Regions from separate parts of the Homo sapiens genome. Here region 2 is linked to region 1. Evidence: chromatin loops called from intact Hi-C (ENCODE). Cell type or tissue: heart right ventricle. All regions are shown on one strand.

What was found. A loop is a pair of places that touch in the nucleus more often than their neighbours do. Peaks named below come from ENCODE experiments on the same cell type or tissue, not always from the same donor. Only the 100,000 strongest peaks of a DNase experiment are listed, where the experiment ranks them.
Region 2: a loop joins it to region 1, with 4 times the contacts of the local background. A loop is called at or near these places in 8 of 110 quality-filtered maps.

The regions. Positions count from the first base shown.
Region 1 is chr5:41,516,266-41,524,265 of GRCh38, forward strand. No RefSeq gene overlaps it. Among named protein-coding and RNA genes, the nearest start is that of PLCXD3, 9.7 kb to the left of the region's middle. In heart right ventricle, a CTCF peak has its summit at 3,735 (motif pointing left); no DNase peak of the experiment used is centred here.
Region 2 is chr5:41,831,671-41,839,670 of GRCh38, forward strand. All of the region lies in intron 7 of OXCT1 (3-oxoacid CoA-transferase 1), which reads right to left. Among named protein-coding and RNA genes, the nearest start is that of OXCT1-AS1, 34 kb to the right of the region's middle. In heart right ventricle, no CTCF peak of the experiment used is centred here; a DNase peak (open chromatin) is centred at 4,143; H3K27ac peaks cover 2,495 bases.

The sequences.
Region 1 (8,000 bases):
GTGACTCTGTTGGGCAAATTTACCCTATTTCTTTTATCAGTTATAAAGTAGCCATTGTAACCACTTAGTTTTAATAATAGTTTATTCTCCACCTGATGACTACCAAGAGCGCATCTCAAGTTGAACAAATTGAACTTATCACTTGTTGCGCTGAGTGAGAATGTGCATCATGGGAACCTGGGACACCTTAGAAAGAGGATGTTAGAAAGAACTTAAAATATTTGAGCTTGCCTTAGGTGATTTGGAAGAGAGTTTAAGAAAGTGGAGCTTCATTCTGATTTGGATGGTGTCAAAAAGTAAGGAGAAGGTAATTCTATAATTAGGTATCATGATAAACCTTATCTAGAATGAAGAAACACTGGACTAAGGCTAAATCTGTAATGGTAAAGAAATAGGAGTCATTCATTAGAATAGAATAGTGGGTCATTTTTGTGGTGTAAGACAGTATTAATATTTTATTTTCAGGCATGATTACAAAGACTTCATATTCTTTTCTTTTCTTGATTTACCAAGGTCACAGAGTGGACCTGTATGATGCTAATGATCCAGAGCATGTTTTTGTTCAACAGGTGGACACCAAGGCCTAGCTGATAGTACCAGGAGAGCTCCTAGATGCCAGGGACTATTTTGCACTTTCTCATAAATAAATAGAAGGACACAGTCCGGTCTAATTTACCTGGGGTTCCAAGAGTCCTAGTCTAGTGGACCTTTGTCAATGATAGACACTACTGGCAACTTTGACATGTACTTCCCATCAATGACATTTTAACTTACATTTTACAGCAAAAGCAAATTGATGCAACAAAGTAAATTATATTCCTGTGTGTGCAAGCTGATTGTTGTTCTTCCACAGGTATGCCCTGCAAGACTTTTTGTATATTTCTGTCATTCTCAAATAGTCTCTCAGCTACACAGAAGCAAAGACAATCCCTGTTGCAGGGTAACTCATTCAATTTGCATTTCTTTCCAGCCTCTTCTTGCAAACCCCAAAGGCAATCATCTATATCTAGGGCTGTCTGACAGACACAGGTAATGCTGTGGGACACTCTAGCACCTTGGGGAAAGAGATTCTGAGAAGAAAAGTTAGATAATGAGCTCTCCATCTAGCTCTAGTCCTAGAACTGCAGTTCAGCCTCTGGAAGAGTGTGTCAGAAATATGGACATGGTGTGAGAGGCAGGACAGATGTCTTGCTGTTCAGAGAACTCAGAGCAATCTCAGCACTTGGAAAAAGAATAATTAGAGACTGATTTTTTTATAATTATTGATTTTTTCTGGCTGTCAGTTTAGCAACATTTAAGACTACAGCTTTGCCTAATAAAGGTTTACTCTAAAGAACAGTCACCTCCATTCAGTACTGAACCCTTCTTTACAGCTTTATGTAACTGCTAATCCATAAGTATGATTTTTTCTTTTTGTTTTCATCTTATAAAGAATTTAAAAATTGGAGCTATTTCTTTTCATACTTGAGCTCAATGGCTCAAATGTAACCAAGCATTAAGGAAATGTTACCATATCCCATTAAATTGAAGAGGTTAATTCCACATAATTTATAGCACCTTGATTTTATTAATCAACACTGTAATATTTGGGCATATCACTCCTATCAAAGAGATTTTAAGGATAAGAGCAGCATGGGGGAAAATAAAGCAGAATGCATTTAATTTTTTCTTCATCCCATGAAAAAAAAAGTTGTATTTAAAAAGTTATTTATATTTTCAAAAACATAAGAAAAAATATAAAATGCCCAGGTCCTGCTTTTTTTTATTTTTATTTTTTGGAAACACAGAAATTTGAGGGATTTTACAAGTCATAAGCTACAGAAACTGAGTAGCTGTCCACAACTTTAGTGCTGAATACAAACAGATTCATAATTTGCTCTTGGCATGTGTTTGTCCTGGCTTGTATTGTAAGCCTTTAACTACATCAGTATGGTGATAAATACCAAACTTTTTTGTGGTTCACAACCAAATCTTCCTTTTGGCCCTGTCTTTGAAAACATTTTGTGATGAAAAAGTTCAAACAAAAAAGTAGAAAATATAGTTAATAAACCTCCACATCTCCCTCACTGGTCTCAGTAATTATCAGCTTATGGGCAATTTTAATTATTTCACATACTTCCCTTCCAAGCTGGATTATTTTGAAGTAAAGTCCATATATGATAACAACATTTCATCCATATTTCAATATATTAAATTAATAACTATTGTATTTACAAACAGTCCATTCAGATTTAAAAATCACCAATGATTGGCTGAATTAACTGATTAAATTTTTCTGACTTAACAGATTAGTCACCTGGATACAATATAAATGTGAAGCTTTAAGCTTTAAGTTCTCTCCTTTTTTTTTTTTTCTTTTTTTGTCGCCCAGGAGACAAAAAAAAATCTGCTGCCCATTGCAACCTCTGCCTCCTGGAAGACGGGGTTTCACCATGTCGGCCAGGCTAGTCCCAAACTCCTGACCTCAGGTGATGCACCCACCTCGGCCTCCCAAAGTGCTGGGATTACAGGCGTGAGCCACTGTGCCCAGCCAGTCCTCTCTTTTTATTAACTTAATCGTATCTAGATAAATGCATAGATAAATGCATCGTAGGGAAATTATGAAAAGTGAAATTAAAGCTTCATGAACATAGATCATCCTAAATTCAAAGTAACCACAAACTCCGGTTGTGTAATCACTATGGACATACATCGTTAAAAAGATAATTAGTTTCCCTGTATCCATGTATGTCATCACTGCAATTACAGTGTAGTGTAATCATTGCCTTTATTCCAAATAATGTAAAGCCTTTTATATTAAAATGATTGAAGTTTGTGTATTTTTATCACAATGTTGGTCCCTTTTTTTTAAAAAAAAGCAAAATAAAATACATCCATCTCTAATAAACAAATGGATCTAGTCCTCATCTTGTTCACTATACTATATATATTTTACATATGGGCAATAATATAATTTTACTTAATTACTGTATTTAGCTTGAAAATAGCATTTGACAAAATATTTAAAAAGTTTGTAGATTTCCTTATAAATATATAAAGACATTTTTACTGTTATAGAGAAATGGCATATTTCTAAGAAATAGGAATACATTATCTAATAATTATATAATAACAACATTTCAACTGAGTGCTAAAATGCTATATTTGGAATCAAAGTATCTTTGAAAGGTTATATAAAGAGCTTGTTAATAAACTTGCCTTTACACACACTGCAGAAAGTGTTATAAAATTCATACTACATTAAATAAGAACAAATTATGAATACAAAATGGCTTAGGAGCAGCTTCCTCGGCTTCAGAAAAGACAATTGTGGGCCCAGATAAGGTGAAGGCCAAAATTTATTTTAAATCATACAACAGCTGACAGAAAGGTCCAAAAGGAGAACTGCAAATAGCACAATGCCTTATTTCCCTGGCTGAATGATTCGAATTTATAAAGCATAGTAGAAGAGAATAGGACAGATGAAAAAATATAACTCAAGAAGAAATCCCTGCATATACATCATGGTGGGATGAGGAAGTTATAGAGATACCTTCATAAAATTAGTAAGCATTCATCCTCCAAATTAATGAGTTTAGTAGAAAGCCCACATAGGGCACTGAAAAATGGCATACTTCTCAAAGTGAATAATGCTGGTTTGCAGACACAAAGGGTCATAAGACTAATCTTGATTTTGCATGGGAATTTGAAAATACAATACTCAAATTTATGGTTAGGTAATGTGGCCACCTGCAGGCTGTTAAGCAACAGAGGAAGAATATCCCGTTCTTATGGTTAAGAATGGGAAGTGATTTTCTCTTTAAAACAATTTATAGTCCGGGTGCGGTGGCTCATGCCCGTGATCCCAGCCCTTTGGGAGGCCGAGGTGGGTGGATCATCTGAAGTCAGGAGTTCAAGACCAGCCTGAGATAGTGAAACTCCATCTCTACGAAAAACCCAAAAGTTAGCCAGGTGTGGTCGCACGCACTTGTAATTCCTGCTACTTGGGAGGCTGAGGCAGAAAAATCGCTTGAACCCGGGAGGCAGTGGCTGCAGTGAGCCGTGATTGCGCCACTGTACTCCAGCCGGGGTGACAGAGTGAGACTCTGCCTCAAAAAAAAAAAAAATTATAGCAAAAAAATTACAACACAGCATTATCATATACTTTGTGTAATTATAAAACTTAAATTCTTCACACATGACAATTGTGGATATAATTTTCAACAAAGATACTACTTATTATACCTCATTAACTTTGATTACTGATATTGAAAAAGAATAGATTTACTATTATTGCTTTTCATCTTATTCTTGCCTTCTTTAACAAGCATTGAAAAATCTGAGATGTTGCTTTTGGCTAAGAGACATAGGGTTAGGTAAATTCGGCATTAGAAAAAGAGTGGGCCTGAGTTGACTGCAGTTCATTACAATGGCTACAAAGGGGATTGGGAGACCTGCGCCTAGTCAAAAACCATTGTGAAATAAAATATATTAAATAGCTGTTGGAAATAATCATAAGTCAATTTGAAGGAAGTGCATTTCAGTATGTAATATGTTTAATGAAGTGATTTGATAGTAGGACATATGTTAAGTTAATAATCATGGGAGAAATTAAAATATAAACAGTTTTTAAATTATGTGGACAGATTTCATTTAAAGCAAATATTAGCAGGTCAACTAATGAGTAGTGTAATGCAATGGTTTCAGAACAAGAACCAATCATTTCAAGTGTCTGTCACTGGTAAGTATTAACTATTTTAATGTTAGCATATAGATTAGCCTGTATAATCTGTGCTGGAAGCAATGGACTGGAGAAGGAAGTCAAGGAGAGGAAAGAATAATTAGAGGGAAATTGTGATAAAGGGTGAAATGGAATGACTATGAAATTAATCATGAACATTTTTGACCGTTCTTTACAACAAAAAGTAAAATAGAAATTTGTAAATTATTTAGCTAATATAACTATTGCAGAAAATTTCACTGACTAATTTAAATCAAGATACCAAATCTCACTCTAAAGACTCTTATTTGATAACACTAATTAGTTTGTCCCTCTTCCCTTAACCTTCTGTTGCATGGATACTCCCTACAGCTAACTTCTAAGAAAACACCAAGATTAAAATGGGGGTAATTCATTCAATTATTTAGATATTTTGCTTACATAAGTAAAGCCTGAGGTTCTCTTCTTCTTCATTTAGATATTTTGGCAGTAAATATTATTTTAATAGAAATCAATCTGAGGTAGTAATTTTTGTTTTGTCAGGGACATATGGCAGCCCAAAAGAGGGTGAAAAATAACATATTAAAAATAAACTTAAATATTTTAAAAATAGTATTAAAATATATCTTCATCTGACATAATAACTAAAATAGAAATTAATCAGACATACTCAGTGACACATACTTGCTGCCATTTGAAAAAATAACTACAGGATGGAAGCCAGGCCAACTAATAATATTAGGTAACAATTACTGTGTCCTGAATATATGCTGTAGGCACCAGAGCAGTGCATTATGTATATGATTCTGTTATATCCTCACATGGGGATTAAGATGCATTAACCTATCAGTGCTCATGGCCCCATCTCCAGGCTCGAACTTGCAATTGAGTCTGAGAAATGTAAAGGTCTCAATGATATTCTCTCAAAATGTATTTCTCATTTGGTTAACTGTAGCCATGGTCTACATGTTTCTTTTGCTAATGTACTAAATATGCCAAAACTTTCCCTCTACAACCATAGGTCTTTTTTCAATCTCTTAGTATATTTTTCTAATAATTTCATTTCTCCTGTGCTCACTATCTTGTGATATTAAGGGGTAAGGGTGTGGAAGAGTCCAGGCATAGCACCCTGGTTGCCAGTTAGATGTTCATCCATGGTTTTGAATCATGAGTATGATTGATAAACCTGAAATTCGTTTTCAGGTGGGTTTTGCTGTTAATTTTTAGCTCCTTGTCTGATCTTCAATCCAATCTAGATATCTATGTTTGATATTATTCTTCAATGATTTAAAATTCAAGGACAAGATTTGTGTACCTCTAGTTCATCTTTATTTTTTTCGAATCTAAATTAATATTTTCCCCCTTCTCTCTTTTTCTTTCTTTTCTAACTAGCATACATCCTAAGTCTTTTATATTGCACAATAATCCAGACCAAGACTATTTCTATGATTGGTCAAAATATTAAACAGTAGCATAAATATCTCATCGTAAGCCCTTATTAAGTTATTAGTAAACTAACCTCTTCTATGGGTGTAGAAGAGCTCTGTACTGACTCCCAGGCTCTGTGTTTGAGAAGGAGGCTACAGCAGATGAATTGACAATAACACAGGAAGCAGCAGGAGGGAGAGAGTGTGGTGGGTCTCCAGCTGCTTCTACACAACAGAACTTCTTTGGGTTACTTATCACTGACACCAAACTTCAGATTGGAATACAATAATGTTATTTACCTTCTATAACCCCCCTTCTCCCCTGCCCCCACACTCCTATACTTCAGTTTTTCCTTTTCCTTTTGTGAATCATTTTTCCCTTCACAATGCCATTGTTTATTTTAACCAAACTTCAGATATATGGTAACCTTCAGTGTGAATTGCTCTGTCCCCAATTCCTCCCACCCATCCTCCAAGGTGTTATGTTTTAATGTGTATGTGCTTGATTGCCATGGCTTTTGATAGATTTACTCTACATCACCTCTTCCCAGGGTCCCAAAGACCTGAAAGAGTTATATAGGTCAAATTGAAGTTGGGTAGAAAGTTGGGGAGAGGAGGAGAGGAGAAGGAGGATCTGAATATTTTTTAAATGATCATATTAAGTCCATTAAGATAAGTGCACTCCTAGACAAACATTATTCCTATCTGATGAATAACTTCCTCAAAGACTGGGTGTGTAGGTTAGAAAGGGTTCTGGGTTACTAATTAAGGTTAGAGTATAAAAAGCAGGATTAAATATGATTAAGAGCACATTTCTATGATTGAAACATTATTATTTTATGTTGAATGCATTTGTCACTGGCAAGAGTGTAGTCCAAAGGATGTTCAAATCTGTAATAAATGTTCATACATTTTGAGTGTTGTTCCACTATAGCATGCATCTAGAAATTCAAATGGACAGTTTCTTTTGTAGCTTATTTGAAGGCTATAAAGCTATTTGATTTATAAATCTCTTCCCTTTTGCATCCCCCTATACAGTGTGTGTGTGTGTGTGTGTGTGTGTGTGTGTGTGTGTGTGTGTGAAATTGTATTAAGATCTTTACTGAGATGGACTATGAAATTACTGATATTCAAAAAATCCACAAATATTAAATTAAATTTAGTCAATCTAAATAAGTTTTCAGCACAGTTTTAACTTTAGCTGGATTAAACTTTGTGATAATCCTGTATTGCATTCCTCTAAATAATTTTTCAGTTTTAAAATAATCAAAGCCAGTATGAGTGACTTTTAGAATTTGGCTGCTCCACATTAAAAAGAAAATTTGACCCTGTAGCCCTGTGAAATGATTTTTTGGGGAAGATAGACATGTCTTTCTATGCCATGATGCTTCCTGAAAAAGAATTAGACTTGATAAAATTTCTCCTTGCTCACAGCTACTACCACCTATTTCTTCTTGGGCTATGATTCTTTAGTTTTGTCTCCACGTATTGGGAGAGTTGAATAACTAATCGTAGTGTAAATGTAACAGGAGAACAAAAGTACACTAGATATTTTCAACCAAGAGATTCCAATAAAAGGAAACTGTTAAATAGATGTTGGAGAACTGAAAAGAAAACCTAAAAATGAACACTACAGTAATCATTGCAAGAACCTGCTGTCATCTCTAGAGCTGAGGAAGCAAAGACAACAATTTGAGGTTATCAGAACCCAGATGCTTGGAGCAGTGGTTCTGAAGAGCAGTATCTCTGAAAGACTGACATTGCCCAGCTTATTTGGGCACCTCTTAGGGAGATGAGACTCATTCTAGAAGTGTGACCATTCTGGAAATTTAGAAAAATAGCTGGGATCTTTCCCCTCTGCTGCTGCCAGTGAG
Region 2 (8,000 bases), 320 kb after region 1:
AATCAATTAGAGGAGGGAGAAGGCAAAGAGATGGGGATGTGAATGGGGCAGGAGTGACCATGGGTTGATAGTCATTGGAGCTAAGGTGTTGGGCTCAGGAAGGTACATTATACTCCTCTGCTTACTATTATATATGTTCATTATCCTCAAAAATAGACATTTAAAATGAAAATTTGTATTATCAGTTACACTGCAATCTTTACCTTTCCTCACTCACCAATCAGAAACACTACATGTCTGCTTGGCAGGATGGCAGACATACCCATGATCTTTTCCTCTGATTAACCTCCTAAAAAGAGATGGAGAGGTGGTGGAGCAAGATGGTGGAATTGAAGCCATTTGTCCACACCTCAGGAGCACCAAATTTTAACAACGATCTGTAAACAGAAAAGCACCATCACAAGAACCAAAAATCAGACAGCATTTGGGGAACTCACAGCACTGAAGGTAAGAATGCAGACCTGGCTGGCTTCGCCACCTGTTTATTGTAGAGCCCTAGGGCCTTGAGTTAAAATAGGTGGTAGTCAGGTAGTAGTTAACAGCAGGCCTTGGGCAAAACCCAGTGCTGTGCTGGCTTTAGGCCTGACCCACCACAGTCCCAGTGGTGGTGGCCATAGGGATGTGTTTGTATCACCACACCCCCAGTTCCAGGCGGTTCAGCACAGAGAGAGAGAGAGAGAGAGAGAGAGAGAGATTCCACTTGTTTGGAGGAAAGTAAGGGAAAAGAACAGCAGTCTCTACCTGGTAACCCAGAAAATTCTTCTGGATATTATCTAAGACCATCAAGACAATACCTCCTACAAGTTTACAAAAACCACAGCAATTATGGTTGGAGCCCAAGTCCCTTTGAATACCTAGAAAGCGTTCCCAAGGAAAGGCACTAACAAGACAAGACCACAAAGACTACAATAAATACCTAACCCTTTAATGCCCAGACACCAACAAACATCTACAGGCCTTGAGACAATCTAGGGAAGCATGACCTCACCAAACAAAATAAGGCACCGGGGACCAATCTTGGGGAAACAGAGATATGTGACCTTTCAGACAGAATTCAAAACAGCTGTTTTGAGGAAACACGAAGAAATCCAAGATAACAAAGAAGGAATTCAGAATTCTATCAGATAAATTTAACAGACTGAAATAATTTAAAAGAATCAAGCAGAAATTCTACATTTGAAAAATGCAACTGACATACTGCTGAATGCATCAGTCTCTTAAATAGCAGAACTGATCAAGCAGAAGAAAATCACTAAGCTTGAAGACAGGCTTATTGAAAATACAGTCAGAGGAGACAAAAGAAAAATAAAGAACAATGAAGCACACCTACAATATCTAGAAAATAGCCTCGAAAGGGCCAATACTAAGAGTTACTGGCTTTAAAGAAGAGGTAGAGAAAGAGATAGGAGTAGAAAAGTTTATTCAAAGGGATAACAAAATGTCCCAAACCTAGAGAAAGATAAACATTCAAGTACAAGAAGGTTATAGAACACCAAGCAAATTTAACCCAAGGAAGACTACCTCCAAAGCTACCTTTTGCGAGTTAATCAAATTCCCAAAAAATCAATGATAAAGAATTCCAAAAGCAGTAAGAGAAAAGAAACAACAGACAACAGAGCTCCAACATGTCTGGCAACAGACTTTTCAGTGGAAACATTACAAGCCAGGAAAGAGTAGCATGACATATTTAAAGGACTGAAGGAAAGAAACTTTTGCCCTAGAATAGTATATATGGCAAAATATCTTTCAAGCATGGAGGAGAAATAAAGAACTTCCAAGACAACCAAAATCAGAGGGATTTCATCAACACCAGACCTGTCCTACAAGAAGTGATAGAGGGAGTTCTTTGATCTGAAAAAAAAAAAAAAAGAATGTTAATGAGCAAACAAGAAATCATCTGAAGATACAAAACTCACTGGTAATAATAAGCACACATAGAAACACAGGATATTATTAACATTGCAACTGTGGTGTGTAAACACTCTTAAGCATAAAGACTAAAGAACCAATTAGAATAACTACAATAACTTTAAGACATAGCACAATAAGAAATTAAGAGAAACAAAAAGTTAAAAAGCATAGGGGTGAAGTAAAAGTGTAGAGTTTTGGCTGGATGCAGTGGCTCATGCCTGTAATCCCTGCACTTTTGGGAGGCCGAGGTGGGTAGATCACCTGAGGTCAGGAGTTCGAGACCAACTTGGCCAACGTGATGAAACCCTGTCTCTACTAAAAATACAAAAAATTAGTTGGGCGTGGTGGTGCGCACCTTTAATCCCAGCTACTTACGAGATCATGCCACTGTACTCCAGCCTGGGCAACAAGAGCAAAATTCCGTCTCAAAAAAAAAAAAGCATAGAGTTTGTATTAGTTTTCTTTTTGCTTATTTGTTTATGCAATTAGTGTTAAGTTTTCATCAGTTTAAAATAACGAGTTATAAGACAGTCTTTTCAAGCCTCATGCTAACATCAAATACAAAAAAAACTACAGATTCATAAAAAATAAAAAGCAAGAAATCAAAGCACCCCAAAGAAAAATCACCTTCACTAGAAGGAAGACAGGAAGGAAGGAAAGAAGAAAGAAGACCACAAAACAACCAGAAAACAAAAAACAAAATGGCACGAATAAGTCCCTACTTATCAATAATAACATTGACTGTAAATGGACTAAACTCTCCAATAAGACACAGTAGCTGAATGGATGAAAAAAGTTAAGACCCAGTGGTCTGTTGTCTACAAGAGACATGGTTCACCTATAAAGCTACACAGAGACCAAAAATAAAGGGATGGAAAAATATATCCCATGCCAATGGAAACCCACAAAAAAAAAAAAAAAAACAAAACAGAACAGGAGTAGCTATACTTACATCAGACAAAATAGATTTCAAGAGAAAAACTGTAAGAAGAGACAAAGAAGCTTATCATATAATGATAAAGGGGTCAATTCAGCAAGAGGATACAATGATTATAAATATATACACACCCAACACTGGGGCAGCCGGATACATAGAGCAAATATTATTAGAGCTAAAGAGAGACAGATTAAAATACAACAGCTGGAGACTTCCACACCCCATTTTCAGCACTGACAGATTTCTCAGGAAGAAAAGTCAGAGACATAGGACTTAATCTGCACTACAGAATGAACCTAATAGAGATCTACAGAACATTTCATCAGATAAAAATTACTAAGAGGAAAATTTACAGCTATAAGTGCCTACATCAAAAAAGAAAAAGAAATAACCTAATGATGTAACTTAAAGAACTAGAAAAGAGCAAACCAAACCCAAAACTAGTAAAAGAAATATAGATCAGAGCAGAAATAAATTTGAAATGAAGAAAATACAAAAGAACAATGAAACAAAAAGTTGGTATTTTGAGAAGATAAACAAAATTGACAAACCTTTAGCCAGACTAACAACGGTGGGGGTGGGGGTAGGGATGAAGACCCAAATAAAATCAGAGATGAAAAAGGGGACATTAAAACTCATAAGAAATTCAAAGAGTCGTTAGTGGCTACTAGGAGCAACTATATGCCAATAAATTGGAAAATCTAGAAGAAATGAATAAATTCCTAGACATATATAACCTATCAAGATTGAACCAGAAAGAAATTAAGAATCTGAACAGCCCAATAATCATAAATATATACACCTACTATGTATCCACAAAAATTTAAAAATTTTAAAACAATGGCACATGCCAGGCACCAGTATAGAACACAGAAGATACAGCTCCCTGAAGCCTGGCTCTTATAAATAAGTCTTAGAATATCACTTTTGAAAATAATTTTCTATATGTCCATTAACCTCTAATTCTTATATTAGATGGGTTCACCGATATTCAATTTATATTGTGATTCATAAACCACACAGGCTACAATAAATATTTGTGTGCACCAAATATCGTATCATCTAAGCAATTCTTTTACAGGCAAACATACCACAATATAAATACAATAAAAGTAATTATATTTATGTCATGATAAATGTACTTGTTTTGACTGAAAGCTGAAGTTAACTAAAATAGTTGAAAGGGCCTTGGGTAAACCTTTGCTGTCTCGTAAACTAGCCATGGCACAAGCCTGACAGCACAAAGAAATCCACAGCAGTGAGGTTATTTCAGTCACAGGCAGCCTCAGCAGCTTCAGTGGCTGAGTCAGACGACCTTTTCTGACAGCACGTGCATGCCAGGCTGCTTGCAGGAGACAAAGCATCAACAGTCTCCTGAGTGAAGCACTCTCATCCCTCCCCATAGGTTTTCTATTACAGGCTCCTTCAAAAAAAAACAGAAATAGGCCATTTCCAGAGAAACTTAGATGGTAGGTTATGCACACAGAAGACTAGCAGAGGGGCTCATAGGGAGTTGAGAGCTTAACACAATAACAGGATTCCTCCTGAGAAACAGCCAAATTAGTTCCCTTTGGAAGACTCAAGAGTCCTTGCTACTCCTTGTCATACACATGGAAGGCAACACCCAAGAGTCATTCCCTGGCTGGTTTTGCACTTGAACTTGTAAAGTTTATCAGGGAAGACTTCACCCTCACTCAAAGAGAGGGAGGTCCAGAAATAACACTGTCTGGACTGAAAAGAGAAACATCTCTCTAGCATGTGTGGCAATATGCGCCCATGTGCACTATTTTTCCCAAGTAGCTACCTAGGTCCATAAGAGGGGTAGGAAGATACAGCCAGCATCAACTGTGTCACAACTTTGTGGGGAAGCATGCAAATGGCTGCACATTTTAAGAAATATGAATGTAATGTTCATATTGGTTTTGTTAAAAACAGACATAAGTGATCACCTCTATGGTTTTACACAACTCATAAGTTTATCTAGAAAAGTGGTCCCCAGCTTTTTTGGCTGGTACTAGGGATCAGTTTTGTGGAAGACACTTTTTCCACAGATGGGGGTTGGGCAGGGACGTGGTTTTGGGATGAAACTGTTCCACCTCAGATCATCAGGCGTTAGTTAGATTCTCATAAGGAGCGAGCAACCTAGATCCCTCACATGCAGAGTTCATAACAGGGTTCCCACTCCTATGAGAATATAATGCCAGGGCTGATCTAACAGGAGGCAGAGCTCAGGCAGTAATGCTCACTCACCCACCACTCATCTCCCACTGTGCGGCCCAGTTCCTAACAGACCATGGGCCAGTACAGGTCCATGGCCTGAGGGTTGGGGCCCTTGGTCTAGAACACATCTGAAAACAAAACTTTGCCAAAAAGGACTAATGTTTCCCTTTTGCAGAGTCTAGAAATAAGTAACATCAAGGACAATTTGATTTTCTTTTAAATTCACAATAAACATACTCATTTACTTCTTGATGTAAAACATTTGCTGTAAATTATATAATTTAAAAATTATAAACAAAAAAGCAAGATGTATGTTCCTTTGCCACCCTGCTTCTAAATCCAAAACAAATTTAAGATGCCTAAGGGAATCTTAGTACTTTAAATATTTATAGTTCTATCCTCTTTAAAACTCAAGTCAAAACTCAAATCACCAGGGAGAAGAAAGGTTGAGAAGATGCAGCATTGTGGAGTGGGAAGATGCTGGCACAGAGCTTTAGGAGACAAGCTCTAATCCAGATTCCACAATTCAAAAGAAAGGAGATGAGCTAAGAGTTCTTTATTTAAGAAAAAAAAAAAAAGACGCCGTTGACTATGTTATATAGGGTGTAGTCACACTGTTATGCCTCCCACTGCTTAAGATACTATAGTACTAGAACAGACATTCAGTCACCACATTTAGAGAAATATGTAAAAAGCTTAAAGGTCAAAGAGGCTAGACAATCGAATGAAAAGAGTCCAAGAGAAAGACTGAATGAATGCACGGGGCCACTGAACACAGGATGATGCCTTTCTCAAAGACATCTCTAAGGTAGATGGTACTAGAACAAAAAAAAAAAAGACTACAATTGAAATAATTGTCAAGGAAGGTCTGGGATAGAAAAATAAGCTGGGCAAAAAAAAAAAAAAACTCCTTATTTGCTTGTATCTAATAGTTAGCAATGAAATGGACTACTTCTGGAGATTCAATATCTTCCAAGAGTTTAAAGCATCCATTGATAGATAACATGGAAGCATTTCATTACATAATGGAAAAGAGTAGACAGCCTGGAATCAGTTTCTCTGTGGGTCTCTCCTGGTTCCACCTAAGCTGTGTGACATTGGGTATATAACTTAACCTCTCTATGCCTTAAAGTCATCATCTCTAAAATAAAGATAATTATTATTCCTATCTCATAGGACTATTGTGAGAATTTAAAATAATGCACATAAGGAATACGGTAGTGACTAATACATCATAAATGCCTGAATAGTAGCTAACATTATTGGCATTTTGCATGCAGAAGAATATGCAGTTAACTTAATGATCCCTGAAGATTCCTCTTAAATGTTGCACTTCAGAGACCAGCTTATAATCATCCATCCCACTATGACTCCCATAAAAGAAAGCAAGATAGGGCTTGAAAAGTCATAGCAACCTGGAGGCCAGCGCAGGTAACGGAGTGCATAGGGTATAGCACAGAACAGGGGGCTGGAGGTCCAGGGTACTCACTGGACTCAAAATACAAATCACAAAGCCAAAACAGAGTTTCACATCAGAAAATGCCCAATCTAGGCACTAACCCCAATTCCAAATTATTTTCCACTTTTGAGAGCACAGTTCTTACAATTCAATCTATGGTCATGTTTCTACTATGTATACTATATGTTTCTACTATGAACAGGTGTCAGGGGTAGGCTTACAATAATCCTATAGTCCAAAGAGCTGTTTTGCTTATGTTCCTGTACTAGTATAACAGATTATTCTTGATCCTTCTAATCCAGCTTTGTCCAATAAAACTTCCTGCAATGATAATGTTTACTTGTGCTAATCAATACAGTAATCACTAGCCACATGTAGCTTTGCTTGATATGGGACTAGTATAAAGGTAAATTCAATTTCTCAGTCAATTTTTTTTTTTTTTTTTGAGACAGGGTCTCACTGTGTGGCCCAGGCTGGAGCCACAGTGACACAGTCACAGCTCACTGCAGCCTTGACCTCCTGGACTCAGGCGATCCTCAGACCTCAGCTCCTGGGTAGCTGGGACTTAGGCACATGCCACCACGTCTGGCTAATTTTTTGTAGACACAGGGTTTCACCATGTTGCCCTTGAACATCTAGGCTCAAGCGATCCACCTGCCTCAGCCTTCCAAAGTGCTGCGATAAATTAGGCCTGAGCCACTGTGCCATAATTTTAATTTTATAAGTCACATGTGGCTAGTGGCTACCATACTGGAGAGTGTAGTGAATTAGGAGTGGTTGCGCACATTACTGTATTGAAAGAGACCCTAATGTGTGTCTCGGCCTACCAGGAAAGCATTCTGTGATCCATCAGAGATGTCTGTTCCGGGACACAGGAGGGAAGCCTTTATTACATTTGCAGGCTTAGTTAAAGGATTTTCTCTCCTTAGGCCAAAAGAGAGCCTCTCTTTCCTAATACCTGCAATGATTCTTCAACACAAGGTTATTTTCTGCTCTTGTAAGAAATGAGATGAACTGAAAAGAACCAGATTATAACAGGAAAAATTTTAAAGAGAACTTCACCCAGGATAATGCATAACGCCCCTCTGTACTCTGGAAAGAAATACTGGTTTCTGACAGTTTTACAGAAATACAGGAAGTCAACAGGGTGTAAAACTATTGATTATTTTAAGCTATGCTGTAGGCCTTTTTTCAGTAATGCTATAGTTGTGTGCCACGGACAGGTCATTAAGATGGATGAATAAATTAAAGACAGGTTACACAGAAAGTGTAAGCCACACTATCCATTTTAAATTCAGAAAATGTAAAGCCATTGCAAAAGAAACCACCATGCCTCGGTTGAAAGTAACATATACTTCAGCAATTTAAAAATAGCACACTTCATTTTCCAAGAAAGGAACAAAACTCTAACATTTGATTGTTTCAAAATACACTGTACTGACTTCATGAAACATTATCTTGGCCTTGTAAAAA